Regions from separate parts of the Mus musculus genome. Here region 2 is linked to region 1. Evidence: chromatin loops called from intact Hi-C (ENCODE). Cell type or tissue: heart. All regions are shown on one strand.

Region 1 (8,000 bases):
ACTTACTCTACATGTGGAGGTCAGAGGACACTTTGCAGTACTTGGTCTTTCCCTGTGTGAGTCCTAGAGATGGAACTCAGATTGGTGGGCTTGGCGGGCAAGTGCCAGCCCAGTGCATCTCCCTTTAATCTGTACTAGCATTTTCCCCGGAATAAAGTTATCTTGCTACTTCTGGGGGCAGGGGAAGAAAAGAATGAACCGACTGTCTTTTTTAAAGATAAAAAACCGTGTAGATGTCTTTGTCTGTGTCTAAGTAATGAGTGCAGTGCCTGTGGAGGCCAGAGGAGAGCACTGGATCTCCTGAGCCAGAGCTAAAGGCTGCTGTGAGCCGCCGGAGTGGTGGGAACGAACTTGGAGTCTCTGCTGCAGTATTAAATGCTCTTGACTTCTAAGCTATCTCTCTAGCCCCTAACAACTCTGTTAATAACCTCCACAGGAAACTTTCCCTCATGGTGCCCAGTGTGCAATGGCCATCATTAAGACTCATTAAAAACCCCTTTCTAGATTAAAAAAAAAGGGGGGGTATGGGGGGGGCTTTTGGGATTCGGGATAGCATTTGAAATGTAAATGAAGAAAATACCTAATTAAAAAAAAGAGTATGAGGGTTGGTGAGATGGCTCAGTGGGTAAGAGCACCCGACTGCTCTTCTAAAGGTCTGGAGTTCACATCCCAGCAACCACATGGTGGCTCACAACCATCCGTTAACGAGATCTGACTCCCTCTTCTGGAGTGTCTGAAGATAGCTACAGTGTACTTACATATAATAAATAAATAAATTTTAAAAAAGAGTATGAACTAAAACAATATAGAAAAATAATAAAAGCAGAAACATAACAATAATTATAAGCAAACAGCAGAACCACCAGTTATGTAAAAAAACAAAAAACAAAAAAAAAACAAACAAAAAACCCCCACTTCTTATATTCCAGAAGCCTCTCTCCGACTTTTTGTTGTTGAGAGATTTACAGTTATTTCATGTATATCAATGCCTGCCTAGTACTCATGGAGACCAGACAGTTGGATCCCCAGAACTGGAGTTATAGACAGTTGCTAGCTGCCATGCCAGGAACTGAATCCAGGTCCTTTGCAAAAGCACCAATCACCGAGCAATCTCTCTGGCCCCTTATATAACCACTCTCGATCATACTCTGTCTAGCAGCCATCAACACAATGTCTTTAGAGTAACTTCTTGTTTTACCAACCAGGAAAGTCTTACTGTAATTTAGTCTGCTTCATTTAAAGCTGCACTTCATGTGTTCTTTCGCCAATACTGTCAGACTAAAGTCAGGCTGCTGTATCTGATTCTAGTGCTCCCATTGCTGTAATTCTGGGTTCTTTAACGTCTGCACTACTGACACTGGGGCATACAGACCTTCGGTTAGATGGCTGTCCTGTGCACTGCAGTATAATACTCGGTCTCTACCCACTAGATGCCAAGGAGCGCCTTCACTGTGACAATCAAGTGTCTCTAGATATTGCCAAACCGCTTCCACTTGAGAGCTGATACTCTAAATCTAATTCACACTCACAACCCTACTCTTTATATGAGTACACTGAAGCTGTCTTCAGACACACCAGAAGAGGGCATCAGATTCCATTACAGATGGTTGTGAGCCACCATGTGGTTGCTGGGAATTGAACTCAGGACTTTCAGAAGAGCAGTCAGTGCTCTTAACCGCTGAACCATCTCTCCAGCCCACAACCCTACTCTTAAGACATTTCCTTTTACGAACACGAGTTTTGCTCTGGCCTACGACAAATAATGATCTTACAAGCATTCTTATACACGTTGCCAGGAGATGAGAGCACGTGCATTTTTCCGGGATAAGCACTTCTGTGTCATTCCAGGGGACATTTAAATTTGATAATGAATGGTAATGACTTTATAAACCAAAGTGGTTGTACCATAATGAAAATTCCTCTAACATAACAATCTCAAAAGACTTACATATAACTCAAAAAAGAAGTTTTCTTTTTGTGGGGTTTTTGTTGTTTTTTCAAGACAGGGTTTCTCAGTGTAGCTCTAGCTGTCCTCAAACTAGCTCTATAGACCAGGCTGGCCTTGAACTTGGAGATCTGCTTGCCTCTGTCTCCCCAGTGCTGGGATTAGAGGTGTGTGCCCATCACTCACAAACTATTAAGAGAAAGAACTATGAGGATGTTTTCCCTCCCAGCCAACTCAAGGGTCCTTCATCTTGCTATTGTCCTGCAGATCCTTCCTCCTCTAAATCATCGTCCAAACCCACCTTATGTGGAAGGAGAACACCGCAGCCCCATTCCTGCTCAATCTTCCTTTTCACTACGTTTAAACAGCAGCCTGTCAATCCTATGCCCCCAAATTGCAAGCCCAGAAGCAGCCCCAGAGCCTTGGCAGTCACTCCTTCACAGAGCAGCCAAGCACTCTCTACACACATCAACGTGCAGTAGTGATTCCCTGAAAGAACAGTAAGAGCCAAGCCTCAAAACCTCCTAAGCCCGAGAGGCGCAAAGGCTTAAAATAAGAGCAGGGGGTATAGTTCTGTTGGCAGAGTGCTTGCCTGGTAGGGACACATGCTGGGGTCAGGCCTCAGTGCTAAGAAGGGAAGGGGAAAGGGAAGGCGCAAGGAAAAGAGAACGGGACGAGGCGGAGAGGGAGATCACAATCTAGTCTCGGCTCTCATACTTGGGCAGGTGATAGGTCCTCTCTGGGGACCAGTTCTGCCATCTTCAAACGTGGGTTAGAACCAGAGGCTGGAAGTGTAGCTCAGTCGGTGGCAAGCTTGCCTCCGCACCAAGCTCTCACTTCCATCCCTAACATTTTCTAAATTGAGCCCAGTGGCGCGCGCTTGTAATGCCAGCGTTCAAGAGGTATGTGGAAGGAGGATCAAAGTCAAACAAAATCCTCCTCGGGTACATAGAGAGTTCGAAACCAGCCTGGGCTACACAAAACCTGTCTCAAAAAAGGTGGATTTTAAAATGACCTCATACGTTCATTCAGCGACAGAATGAGGTAAAAAGAATTCCATCAAGTCGAGCTGGAGGATGAAGCCGGGATCGCGTCAGGGCCTCAGAGGCTGCTGTCAATTTGGGTGGGTAGGTAATTTTGAGGGTTCCCCGTTGTCCCCAGCAACAGAACCGGAAGGACCGCTGACGTCAGCCACCAGAGGGAACCTGCGGCCGGTACTCAGGGTCACTGGGGTGACAGGACTGCAGAGTGGGCCCCTGGCCTGTCTAGGAATATCGGTCGAACACCGAGCCTGCGAGAGGCTCTTCGCGCCCACTTGCTCACCCGATTGGGGTACTCCTTCTCCACACAGTCCCCACACATCGTCACGCAGTTTTCGGAGAACGACCCCAGCGACACCCGGAAGGCGAAACCTCGCGAGAGTTGAGATATCGATTTTGTCGCACACGATCTAAGGACTCCACAGCTGGCTAAAAGTCTCCGCCCATAGCAACGGTTGTTAGGCGGTCTCCGGGTAAGGAGGGTGCACCGAGGACTGGACTCAAAAATCTTCAGGTATTGAAAAGATCTGAGGACTCAAAGAAGTGTCGAAAAGAGGAAGAGGCTTTGAGCCTGAAAGAACTTCTAATAGGCGCCTTCTTGAATTCTGATTAAAAAAGAATTACAGAAGTACAGCAAAAAGGGGAATTGTTTCTTCTTGCCTCCATTTTTACCAGACTCAAAAAACCTGAAATGACAGTTTAAATACCATTTTGTGCTATAATAACAGATAAGAGATCAGACTTCAGAGAAGGAGTAAGCTGGTGTTTGGGAAGAGAAGCTTAGAGCGCTGTCGAGAACCTACTAAATTATTTAAATTAGATTCTTATCATACGCCTTGTACAAAAATCAATTCAAAAATGGATCAAAACCCATTATCTAAAACAGGAAACACTGAAACTTCCAGAAGAAAACATAGGGGATAGTTGTCAAGATATTGGGTTGGAGGGGCTGGAGAGATGGCTTAGCCATTAGGAACACTGAATGCTCTTCCAGAGGACCCAATTTCACTTCCCAGAACTCACATGGCAGCTCACAACTGTCTGTAACTCCAAGATCTGACACCCTAACACAAACACACATGCAGGCAATGTGCATAAAATAAAAGTAAATTTTTTAAAAAAGACACTGCTTTGGACAAGAACTTTTTAATTAGCACAGGAACACTAACACTAACAGAAACTAACCCTTAGTATCAACGGACTACACGAAAAGTTTCTATTCAGCAAAGGACACAATTAGCAGAAAAAAACAGTCCTCAGCATGGGAAACATCTTTACCAGCCATATTTCAAACAAGAGGCAAATATCCAGAATTTATAAGAATTGCAGAAACTAAATACCAAGGAAACAAAACTGCCAGTCAATAAATGGGCAAATGAATTGAATAGACACTTTTCAAAATTAAAAAAAAAAACAAAACATGGCCAATAAGTGTTCATTGTCCTCAAACATCAGGGAAGTGCAAATTAAAATTATTTTTTAGATACCCTCTCACCCCTGTCGGAATGGCTCTCATCAATAAATCTGATGACAAATGCTGGGAAGGATGTGGAGAGAAAGGAACTGTTAGTCACTGTTGGTGGGAGTGCAAATTAAAATACAGACATTGTAGAATCAGTTTGGTGACTACTCAAAAAGTTAAAACTAGAATCACCATATGAACCTGTTATTCTATTCCTGGGCATTTACCCAGAACACATAGGAATATTTACACCCCTGTGTTTATTCCTGATTTATTTACTCTACCAAGAATTAAGATCAACCTAGTTGTCTGTCAACAGATAAAAGTAAAATGAAAAATCTCTCTATATAAAAAATGGAGCTGGGCAGTGGTGCACATGACATTAGTACCAACACTCGGGAGGCAGAGGCTGGCCAAACTCTGTGCAGTTTAGGCCAACCTGGTCTATAGATAGAGTTCCAGGACAACCAGGGCTACACAGGAAAAAAAATACTATTCAGTTCTAAAGAAAAAAAATGAAATCACAAAATTTGTAGGAAAATGAGTGGACTTATAATATTAAGTAAGGTAATACACCCTCAGGAAGGAAAAAAAAGCTGTTCTCCATGATACCCAGAATGTAGTTGTTAGCATTCTAAGCTCCACCCCATAGTTACCTGGCAACAGCCAGGTGTGCCTGACTCACTATAAAAGGGGCTGCTTGCCCACCTCTTCACTCTCTTGCTCCTGTCTTCCTGCCCCTGCTCTGTCTTCTCGACCATTCTTCCCCTCTCTCTCCACATGCTCATGGCTGGTCTCTACCCCTCTACTTCTCTACTCTTTCTTTCTCTGCCTTTCTCTGCCTCTACTACCCTCTTGACTCCCCTCCCCATGCCCTGAATAAACTCTATTCTATACTATATGGTCCTGTGGCTGGTCCCTCAGGGGGAAGGGATGCCTCAGCCTGGGCCCACAGAGACACCCCTTTCTATGCCTCCATAGAACATACCCCACCTCTCTTTATCATTTTATAAACACATCAGTAGTCACTAGTATGTGTGTGTGGAAATAAATGTGTATGTGGGAATAGGATCATATAGAGAAAAGAGAAGAAGAAAGTGTAGCAGTTAATTAAGCCACTTTGCCTCCTGATAGGTCTCTCACTGCACCTGCCCAAGAGCTCTGGATTAGCCAATGAAAGACACACACACACACACACACACACACACACACACACACACGCATGTCAGCTAATTTTGATATGCTTTGACTAGCTCAGTGACTGAGCACTTCTAAACCTCCCCGTGGCTAGCACACACTCCCCTCCAGTATTCCTAGCTTAACACACAAATGTAAAATGCAAACTTCTGGGCACCTCCTCCACCCCCACAGGGCTGCTTTCCCTTTCCCCCTGTACAGCTGGATCACTTTTCTCCTGCAGCTCTTAACTCTGATCCCTCTCCTCAGTCTCTCCCCTGGTCCCTTGCCCAAGCAATCTAAAAGTCCCGCCCTGTCTCCCTGCCCAGACATTGACTGTACAGCAAATCTTTATTACCAATCGAAGTCAGCTAGGGGCAGGGACCCTCAGCTCTGGAAGCATGGCTTTTGGGAGCCAAAATAAGACAAAGCATTAGAACCAATTCCCAACATCTCACTCTTTCCGTCCAAATTTTAAAAGGGTTCTTCTTTCAGACATAAGTTGAGCATAATCATAAAAATTATGAAAATTACAAAGTATGATATGCAATTAATATCAAGTCCATCATATTTGTCAATTAGATAAGGTACTCTACTATTTACCCTGACCGAAAGAGTTTACAGTTCTATACCTGAGTTTTGTTCTGACTTTAACTTGTATTATTATCTGAATATCATCCTTCCTAGGTCATCTTCCTCAAGGCTCAACAACTTAAGTATTATTATGATCCCTCTAATAATTAAGTTATAATAATAACAACTTAATTAGTATTATGATTATAACTAGTCTTCAACTGTATCAGAAATCCAAGAATAAATTAAATATTACCTGAATATATAGGAAGCACAAAAACATAGCTTACAAAACTTAAAACAAGTTGTAGAGACAGCCGACGACTTGAACAGTCCCATTACTCAAAATGTTGGAGCATCTGTCTTCAGCCTTCTGGCCCAGAACCATCTGACAGATCTTAAGAGAAGCAGGACCTATGAAGGACTTGTTTACTTTGACTTGGCAGAGCTAAACTGCCACTTATGCTGCACTGTGTGTCCTTTCTTGGGCTTTTTTTTTTCTTTTTCTTTTTTCTTTCTTTTCTTTTCTTTTTTTTTTTTTTTTCTGTCTATAGATGAATAGGGTAATTTTTGTCCAGTGGCTATTTTACCATAATTGGAGCAACTCCACATGGAGATTTTGATGCTCAATTTCTTCTTTGAACCAAGAAGGGAATACTGTTGGGAGCAGACATGTCTCTAGTTGTAGTGGCTATTCCTGGTTGTCAACTTGACAATATTTGGAATGAACTACAATCCGGAATTGGAAGGCTCACCAGTGACCCTTATCTGGAGGCTTGGAGATCCTTATCTGGATCTTGGTTTGAAGATCTTGAGCCATAGTGGCTATGGATTCCAGAAGATTGAATCTCCGAGTTTAAGGAACACACCCTTAATCTGGGCTACGCCTTTCATCTGGGATTAAAGGTGTGGTGGAACACACCTTTAATCTGGGCTCCACCTTCTGCTGGAGACAATATAAGGACATTGGAAGAAGGGAGTCTAGCTCTTGCTATTGCTCCTTCGCCTGCTTGCTGCGTGAGACTGAGTAACTGCTAGATCCTTGGACTTCCATTCACAGCTGCGACTGAACAATTGTTGGGAATTGGGCTGCCGACTGTAAGTCATCAATAAATTCCTTTACTATTTAGAGACTATCCATAAGTTCTGTGACTCTAGAGAACCCTGACTAATACAGAAGTTGGTACCAGGAGTGGTTCTAGAGTAACAGAAGTACAAGGATGAATCTTTTAAAATTCTGGAATTGGCTTGTTGATCCACCAGCACTTTCAACTATTGAAACCTCTCCAGATTCTCTCCCTCCTGAGAGCTCAGAGAATTTTGAAGACCCATGGTTGAAACTATATTCCGAACTTAAAGAAGCTAATGCCCTTGATTTTCTTAATGAATTAGGTGATTCAGTGCACAAAGCTTTCTACAAGATGGGGAAAAAATCGAAAAATGATTTTACTGGCTGGCTGCTCTTAGTATCTGTGGAAAAAATGATGAATGAAAGGAAGGAGTTGTGTGATAAAATCGAAAGGCTCCAGACACAAGTAAACGATCTAAAAGTTGCTAAGTGTGTCCTTGAGGAGAATCTTCTCTCTTGTAGCAATAGAGCTCAAGTTGCAGAAAATCAAACAGAAACTCTCATTGTAAGGTTGGCTGAACTACAGCGAAAATTCAAGTCTCAGCCTCAGAGTGTGTCGACAGTTAAAGTAAGGGCTCTAATTGGCAAAGAATGGGATCCTACAACATGGGACGGGGATGTGTGGGAAGACCATGTTGAAGCTGAGAATTTTGAATCTTCAGATTCTCAAGGGTT
Region 2 (8,000 bases), 73 kb before region 1:
CTCAATTGGCCCTTCCAAACTCAGCAGCCACTAGGCACACTCGATTCCATCTCATCTTGTGTCTCCTGGCCTGCCTTTGCCTGGCAGACTCCCACCTCAGGCTGTGCACCCGCTTTCCCAGCCCAGAACAGCACTCATCCACTCGGTCCATCGTGACCTGTCCCCGAACACACTTCAAACACAGTCAGATCAAGCATGATATCATTGGCAACCCTCGCCTTACTGTGGTTTAAGTTTCTAAAAAACACCTCTGTATCCTCCCTTCTCCTTGGTACCGGTGGTAGATCGGCCCTTGCACGTGTTTAAGCACACGCTCAACCACTGAGCGACACCCCCGTTCCTCATGCTTTTCTTCTCTTAATTGGCTGACTCCCTGGCCTGGCCTGGAGCAATTTCCTTAAGATTCCCTAAAAACCCATTTCCTTTGTTCACTGACTCATGCCAAGTGTCTGAGCAGTATCTAGCACCTGAGTTGTTTTTTTTTTTAATTTTCATTTTATTACTTTGTGTGTATGGATGTTATGTCTGTGCACCACATCCGTGAAGGGTTCCTGGAAACTGGTCTAGAACATCAGACGCCCTGAGACTGGCGGTACAGACAGCTGTAGGCCACTTTGTGGGGTCCTGGGGACTAAACCCATGTCCTCTGGAAAAGTACCTAGGGCTCTTAACCACAGAGCCATCACTCTAGCCTTCAAGAATTTCCTGAAGAAAGTGAATAGTGGAAAGAGCTCTTTCCACTCCTTACAGGTTTTACTCCTGTTATTAAATTCTTAATCACTGTTTCATAAATGAAGGTTTCCAAATAATGAGATAGACAGCGATCGCCAAGCATTGATCCTTATTGCCATGACACAAAACTGAGCTGTCAGTAAATCCTCGAGGAAGCTTTGGTCAAAACCAAAAGATTCAAACGAACAGTATGCTCGGTAAACAATCCCTCCTCCCGGCAACGTCGTTTCTGACCACTGTACTCTGTTACCCACCAACCAGACAATTCTCTGAGCCTCTGCCTTCTCTGTCAGCATGTGTTAAGGACTGAGTGACACACTGTCAGGAGAACATTCGGAGAGCATTTAGCACTCAGCTGGAACCAAATGAATGGTCACTGTGGTGATTAGTAAGATGCAGAGGAAGCCATAAGAATGAAATACCGCGTTATCTTCTGTCTTAGGCAGGGTTTCTATTGCTGCAATGAAACACCATGACCAAAAAGCAAGTTGGGGAGGAAAAGGTTTCCTTGGAGACTTACACTTCCAGATCTTAGTTCATCATTGGAGGAAGTCGGGGCCGGAACCTGGCGTCATGAGCTGATGCAGAGGCCATTGGGTGCTGCTTATTGGCTTGCTTCCCTGACCTGCTCAGTCTGCTTCCCCATAGATCCTAGAACCAGCAGCCCAGGGATAGCCCCACCAGCCCAGGGATAGCCCCACCCACAATGGGCTGGGCCCTCCCCCATAGATCACCAATTGAGAAAATGCCTCACAGCAGGATCTCACCGAATCTTTTCCTCAACTGAGGCTACTTCCTCGCTGATGACTCTGGCTTGTGTCAAGTTGACACACAAACCAGCCGGTACATCTTCCTCCTAACTGCAACTCTTCATCCTAGACTTTTAAAATGTGAGCTGGAGAGCTGCAGAGATGGCTCAGCAGTTAAGATAACTGACTGCTCTTCCAAAGATCCTGAGTTCAATTCCCGGCAACCACATAGTGGCTCACAACCATCTGTAATGAGATCTGATGTCATCTTCTGATATGTCTGAAGACAGCTACAGTGTACTCATATACATTAAATTTTTTTTTTTAATGTGAGCTGTGATACTGACATAAAACATAAGACTATCATACCATTGGGCTTGTATCTGACAGACACTCTACACTGACCTATCAGGACTTAGCATCCTCCCCAGCCCTGGCCTTGGCCTGGCTCTTTTCAGAGCATCCTGTGTCCATTTTTTTATTGCTCGTAATGCCTACTCAGAAGTTAAGTTGTTTTATCCTTATAGGAACCAAGCAAGGAAGGAACTTCAGCGGTCTACTGAAAAACAGTATATATAATAGACAACAGATCAGAAAACTCACGATGAGATGTTAACTCTCAACACAGATGGTTTTGTAAGTGACAGACTTAACTCTGATTCTGTTTTCTTCATTAGCATCCTGTATACCCTTATCTGCTAAGTCAGCGTTTCTCAACCTGTGGGTCATGACCACCCTGTCACAGGGGTCGCCTTAAGACTATTGGAAAACACAAGCTATTTACATTATGATTCATAACAGTAGCAAGATTACAGTTGTGAAGCTTTTTAAAACAGCTTTATGGTTGGAGTGGCCACAACATGTGGAACTATAGAACTATAGTAAGGGTCACAGCTTTAGGAAGGTTGAGAACCGCTATTCTAAGTCAGATCAGTTAAAGATATAAATGGTGTACGTGTGTGTGTCCTGTTTAACCCTGTAACTTCAAAAGAAAAGGCTTGTAGTTGTCTTATCAACTACAGAAACACCGCTCTACCCAAGTAGTAGAGGCACATGTTCTAGCCCAGAACTTGAGAGGCAGAGGCAGTCAGATCTCTATGAGTTCGAGGCCAGCCTGGTCTACGGAGTAGTTCCAGGCAGCCAATGCTACACAGAGAAACCCTAGCTCGAAAAAACAAACAGACCAAAAAACCCCAAATTGCTCCAAACCCTGCAAAGATTCTGAAGATTTTGTCACTGATGAAAGATTTCTTTGCAATGTTTTATAAAAGTCTTCTGTGGGACACAGTTAACTAGGTTAGAGAGCTGAAGCCAAAAAGTTCCCTTTATTACCCTAAAGCCCACAAGGCATTGACTCAAAGATTAAAACAGTCCCTCTGCTACTAGGTGAATAACCATGTGTCCAATCCCTTGTTCTGTTATGAATCTTTAGGGCAAGAGAGATGGCTCAGTGGGTAGAGGTGCTTCCTATGCAAGCCTGCCAACTTCAGTTGGATCTTCCGAACCCACATATTGTGTGTCCTGGTATCAACACGTACAAACACATGCCATACACACATTCGCACACATAAAAACTGAAATTTTTATACAGTCATTATTTGCTGCTAGTTTTGCCTAAATAGAGGCTCACAGCTTTAAGATAAGATGAAGCCGGTCCCTCCACAGTTAAGCCTGAGTAGTGATCTTAGTAAGATCTTATTTTAGTAAGTGGCTGAATGCCTATTCCTTAGCGACAGGACTCATCCTGACCACTTCTAGTAACAGATGGGTAAACAGCTCTACAACAACCGATTTGGGAACAATTCCAAATGGAGAGTGAGAAAAATGTAAGCTATCAACTCACTACTCACACCTTAAAACACTTTTCAAAATGGCATGTCTGGTACACTCTAGGCCTTAGTGAATCACAAGCAGTTCAAACTCCATACTTTTTTGTGCTTTCCGAACTATACAGTTTTCCAGTCTGTCTTGCCCAACCAGGCTCTTGCCTAGGGGCTGTTATCTTTTTCTGTATTTCCAGCGTTCAACAGCAAGTGCTCAAATGGTTACCCACCACGAGGTAGGCCTCAACCTGACCCAATAGGTCAGAAATTAAATCGATTTAGGGATGACATGACCACAGTCCGGCCGTTCGATCCCCTAGATGTCCGGAAACTGCGAACATGTGAAGAAAAGTGAGCGGTCGGTCCTAGAACCTCAAGACATCTAAACAGAACGGAGCGGACTACCTGGTCCGCCCAGGCTGCTGTGGACTCCAGACACGAAACAAGATCCTTTACAACGTCCGAAGCAGAGAGATCAGGGGTACTGTCCTGTTCTCCAAACCCAGCCCTGACAACAACCCTCTCCTACCCAAGTAAGCCCCGAAAACGCTCCACTCGGAAGCCCCAGTCTGGGCGCCTAGAGCTCGGGGGCGGGGGCGCAGTGCACTACGGGAGTTGTAGTTCCATGGAGAGTTTTGCCCCGAGACGGGCTTACAAAAGGGACTCCTACTCCCAGAAGGCCCCGCGCGGGCGCCTCGCCCAGTCCTGCCACCTCACCTGTTCTATGGATGTGACTGTTTCCACTGAGTCGTCTTGCAACCGCTCCCGCACGTGCTCAGGTCTCAGACTATACAGCGGTTCTGACCAAACAGGGGAGGAAGATGGAGGACAATAATAGGTGAAGGAACTCGAAGAAGCCATGATCGGGAGAGCTGCGAGCGCTGTATAGGACTCAGCTTCATCCAGCAACAACGCGCATTGAAACTCGAGCGGGCTAAGGCGCTACGGAAAGTCCGTAGAGTCAAAAAGATTTTGAACGCGAATCTCTCCTCCCACCTACACATCTTCAAGAAGTGAGTTACTGGGATACTGCCGCCCCCCGTCGGACAGATGAGCTGCTGCAGGAGATCAGCTTTCTGGAGAAAGGAGATCTAGGATGCCTCGGTTCGTTATGCAAATAATAAAAAAGAAAACGTCAACGTTTCGCTCTCGCCTAATTGTAATGCAGTAGCTTGCGATTTCAGCTGTTCAAGAACCCTAAGAATGTAACCTAAAAAAAAAAAAAAAAAAAAAAAGCATTTCTGACATCTCTCTTGAGTACCTCAGTCACGCTATTAACTAATAGAATTACCATGCACCTTTGGGTCCTTGACAGCCTCTTAGGAGAAGCCTCAGCTTTTCTGTGCATTAGCAGAATTGCAGGTCTCAATACTCAGAGATAGAGAAATGTAGTACTGTAATTTTCTCCTTTGGAGGTTACAGTGCAATGGCAGAAACTAAAAGAAACTAAAATACCATAGAAGAAATGAGTGTAAATGCATCATCCAAAGAAATATCAACAAATATTCATGGAGCTCCTGCTACTTGTTCCGTGCCAGAGCCCAGGAATGCAGAAGTGAACAAAATTACAATGCCCTTTTCCTTAGATTACATCTGAATTTCATTTTTGAGGAATAGGCAGAATTAAATAAGTGAACATAAATATTTGACAGCTTCCAATTATGGTATGACAGAAAATAATAATAGAGTCAGGCCTGGACGGGTGGCTCAGCAGGGGCTGCAGCGCCACAGGATTCCAAGCAGCCACCTGGAGACTTACAGCCACCCATAACTCCAGGTCCAGAGGATCTGACGCCCTTTTCTGGCCTCCACAGACAACATACACACAAGTAATGCACATGTGCACATGCAGGCAAAATACCCATACACGTTTTTAATGTTACTGTTTCATATATATATACATACGTATATATTTGAAAATGATTTTTTCATGCAATATATTCAAATCACAGTTTCCCTCACCCAAATCCTCCCAATTTCCCCATCCACCCAACTCCACATCTTCTCTCTCTCTCTCTCTCTCTCTCTCTCTCTCTCTCTCTCTCTCTCTTCAGAAACAATTAAACAAAAAAAGGAAACAAACTAGAACTTTAAAGAAAAGAGAAGGCACAGTAAATACAGGCTCACACACAGAATGAAATTTTTCGAAATTAGAAAGGAAAGAAAATAAAAATGTCTTTGAAACTGACAGAAGAAACTGAGTTCTAATTAAATTTGGTGGCTGAGCCAGACCCTTCTTTCTTTAGGTCTCTTAAGCTGAAAACCAAAGTAGTAGCCATCTATAACAAAACAATGAAGGACAGCAAGAAGACAGAACGGCATTTGAAGGAACATGCCATAAATATACTTGTGCATGCTTCGGTTAATTCTGATAACCCTTGAATGAGTATATCCTTATATACCTCACAAATACAATGTTAGAGTGGTGATTTTAGGAAAGCCCTGTGAGGCTGGAGAGACAGCTTAGTGGTGAAGAACACTTGTTGCTCTTACAGAGGACCTTTTTATTTCCCATCACCCTAACTGGCCACTCACATCTGCCTTCATCTCCAGCTCCAGGGATCCAATGCCCTCTTTTGACCTCTAAAGTACATCTGTACTCATGTGCATCTAACCACACACAGACACACAGGTGTAATTGAAATCTTTATGGGGCTGGAGAGACGGCTCATTGGTAAAGAATATTTGATGCTCTTGCAGAGGACCTGGGTTGGGTTCCCAGAACCCATGTGACATTTCACAACTACCTGTAACTCTTTTAACTCCAGTTCTAGGCTTTTAAACACCCTCTCCTAGTCTCTGCAGACTTTCACACACACATGGTACATATACACACTCAGGCGCGCGCGCACGCACACACACACACACACACACACACACACACACATACACACACACACACTTCAATCTTTAGGAAAAACCTACCACATTTGGACAGCAATAAACAAGGATTTTTTCCAGGATTTACATCAACAGAACTAAACCAGGAGCAGGAGGGTGGTTCAATACAACTTGTTGGACAAGCTTGAGGACCAGGGTTCAGATCCAAGAAGCCACATAAGTGGTGGGTGGGTGTGTTATCTGTCTGTAACTCCAGCCTCAGAAGGCCAAGGCAGAGAGCACCCAGAACAAGCTGAACAGCTGGGTGAGTGAGTTCTGGGTTTACCTAAGAGACCCTGCCGGAATGATTAAGGTTGAAGAGCAGGTAAGGCTGATTCCTAGCATCAACCCCAGACCTTCACGTGCACATACAAACATGTGCCCACAAACATACAAAGCCATGCATACCTATGCACACCACGTGCACATGAGAAAGGAAAAAAACAACCCCATCAGGATAAAAGGTTCAATTATTTAAGATGAGGGGTTGTGGGGAAAGACAATAAATGTCCCGGGGCTGGTAGTATAGCTCAGTGGAAGTACCTAGTGTGTGCAAGGTTGAGTTTGATCTCTACAACACATACAAGGCACATGTACTCTACTCCCTGCTCAGAACATTTTAATACTCTCCTATTCAACCCCAAGTCACATGTCTAAGATCATACCTATATAGAATTACACAATTGGTCATCTCTCCCTTCTGAGGCAAACAGTACTCAGATTCCAAGTGTGAGATGGAGACTCAGTGCTGGAGGCTTCATATGGGTATACACTATCATATGTCCATCTTTTTAATTTTCTTACTTTTTTTTTTTTTTTTTTTTTTGGTTTTTCGAGACAGGGTTTCTCTGTATAGCCCTGGCTATCCTGGAACTCACTTTGTAGACCAGGCTGGCCTCGAACTCAGAGATTCACCTGCCTCTGCCTCCCAAGTGCTGGGATTAAAGGTGTGCGCCACCACGCCCGGCTATTTTCTTACTTTTTTAAAAGATTTATTTATTTATTTCATGTATGTGAGTACACTGTCACTGTCTTCAGACACACCAGAAGAAGGCATCAGATCCCATTACTGATGTTTGTGAGCCACAATGTGGTTGCTGGGAAGTGAACTCAGGATCTCTGAAAGAGTAGTCAGTGCTCTTAACCACTGAGCCATCTCTCCAGCTCCCTGTTTGTTTGTTTGTATGTTTGGGGTTTTGTTTTGTTTTCTCTGTGTAGCCCTGGCTGTCCTGGAACTCACTCTGTAGACCAGGCTGGCCTCGAACTCTGCCTGCCTCTGCCTCTCAAGTGCTGGGATTAAAGGTGTGTGCCACCATGCCCGGCTCCCTGTTTGTTTCTTTGAAACAGGATTTCTCTGTGTAGCCCTGGTTGTCCTGAAAGTCACTCTGTAGACCAGGCTGCCTTCGAACTTGAGAAATCTTCTCTTCCTCCAGAGTGCTGGCATGAAAGAGGTGTGCTATCACCACCTGGCTTTCACATGCCCATCTTGGTATGAGGGGAAAACCTGTAGTACCAGAGGCCCAGAAGATTGCCAAAGCTGGAAACATGTGGGACTGTGGTTAGGACCATGGATATGAAGTATTAAAAAGGTCTTAAGGAACTTCCTGCTATATTCACGTTTTCTCTTTCCCTTAGTTCTGCCGGGTGTCTGATAAGGTCTGGGTCAGATGAAGGATTCAGCTTTTAATGTAAAAAGCGTCTTTGCGTAAGAGATAGAAACATAACATTTCAATTTTAAAAGTAGGGTCATTGAAGAAATAGGTGAAAGGGATTTGTAACCGAGTGTTGAATCTGTCATGAGACACATAGAGCAACT

Evidence for each region. Peaks named below come from ENCODE experiments on the same cell type or tissue, not always from the same donor. Only the 100,000 strongest peaks of a DNase experiment are listed, where the experiment ranks them.
Region 2: it touches region 1 in a loop (2.0-fold over the local background); 5 of 42 quality-filtered maps call a loop at or near these places.

Annotation. Positions count from the first base shown.
Region 1 is chr12:76,760,907-76,768,906 of GRCm38, reverse strand. Churc1 (churchill domain containing 1) reads right to left here and starts at 3,369. Exons shown (of 4, transcript NM_206534.2): 1 at 3,269-3,369. The coding sequence starts at 3,307. In heart, a CTCF peak has its summit at 3,153 (motif pointing right); DNase peaks (open chromatin) are centred at 3,166 and 3,406; H3K4me3 peaks cover 1,818 bases; H3K27ac peaks cover 1,617 bases.
Region 2 is chr12:76,833,673-76,841,672 of GRCm38, reverse strand. It overlaps Fntb (farnesyltransferase, CAAX box, beta), which reads right to left and starts at 4,206. Exons shown (of 12, transcript NM_145927.2): 1 at 4,022-4,206. The coding sequence starts at 4,165. In heart, a CTCF peak has its summit at 4,347; a DNase peak (open chromatin) is centred at 3,982; H3K4me3 peaks cover 1,820 bases; H3K27ac peaks cover 1,242 bases; H3K27me3 peaks cover 479 bases.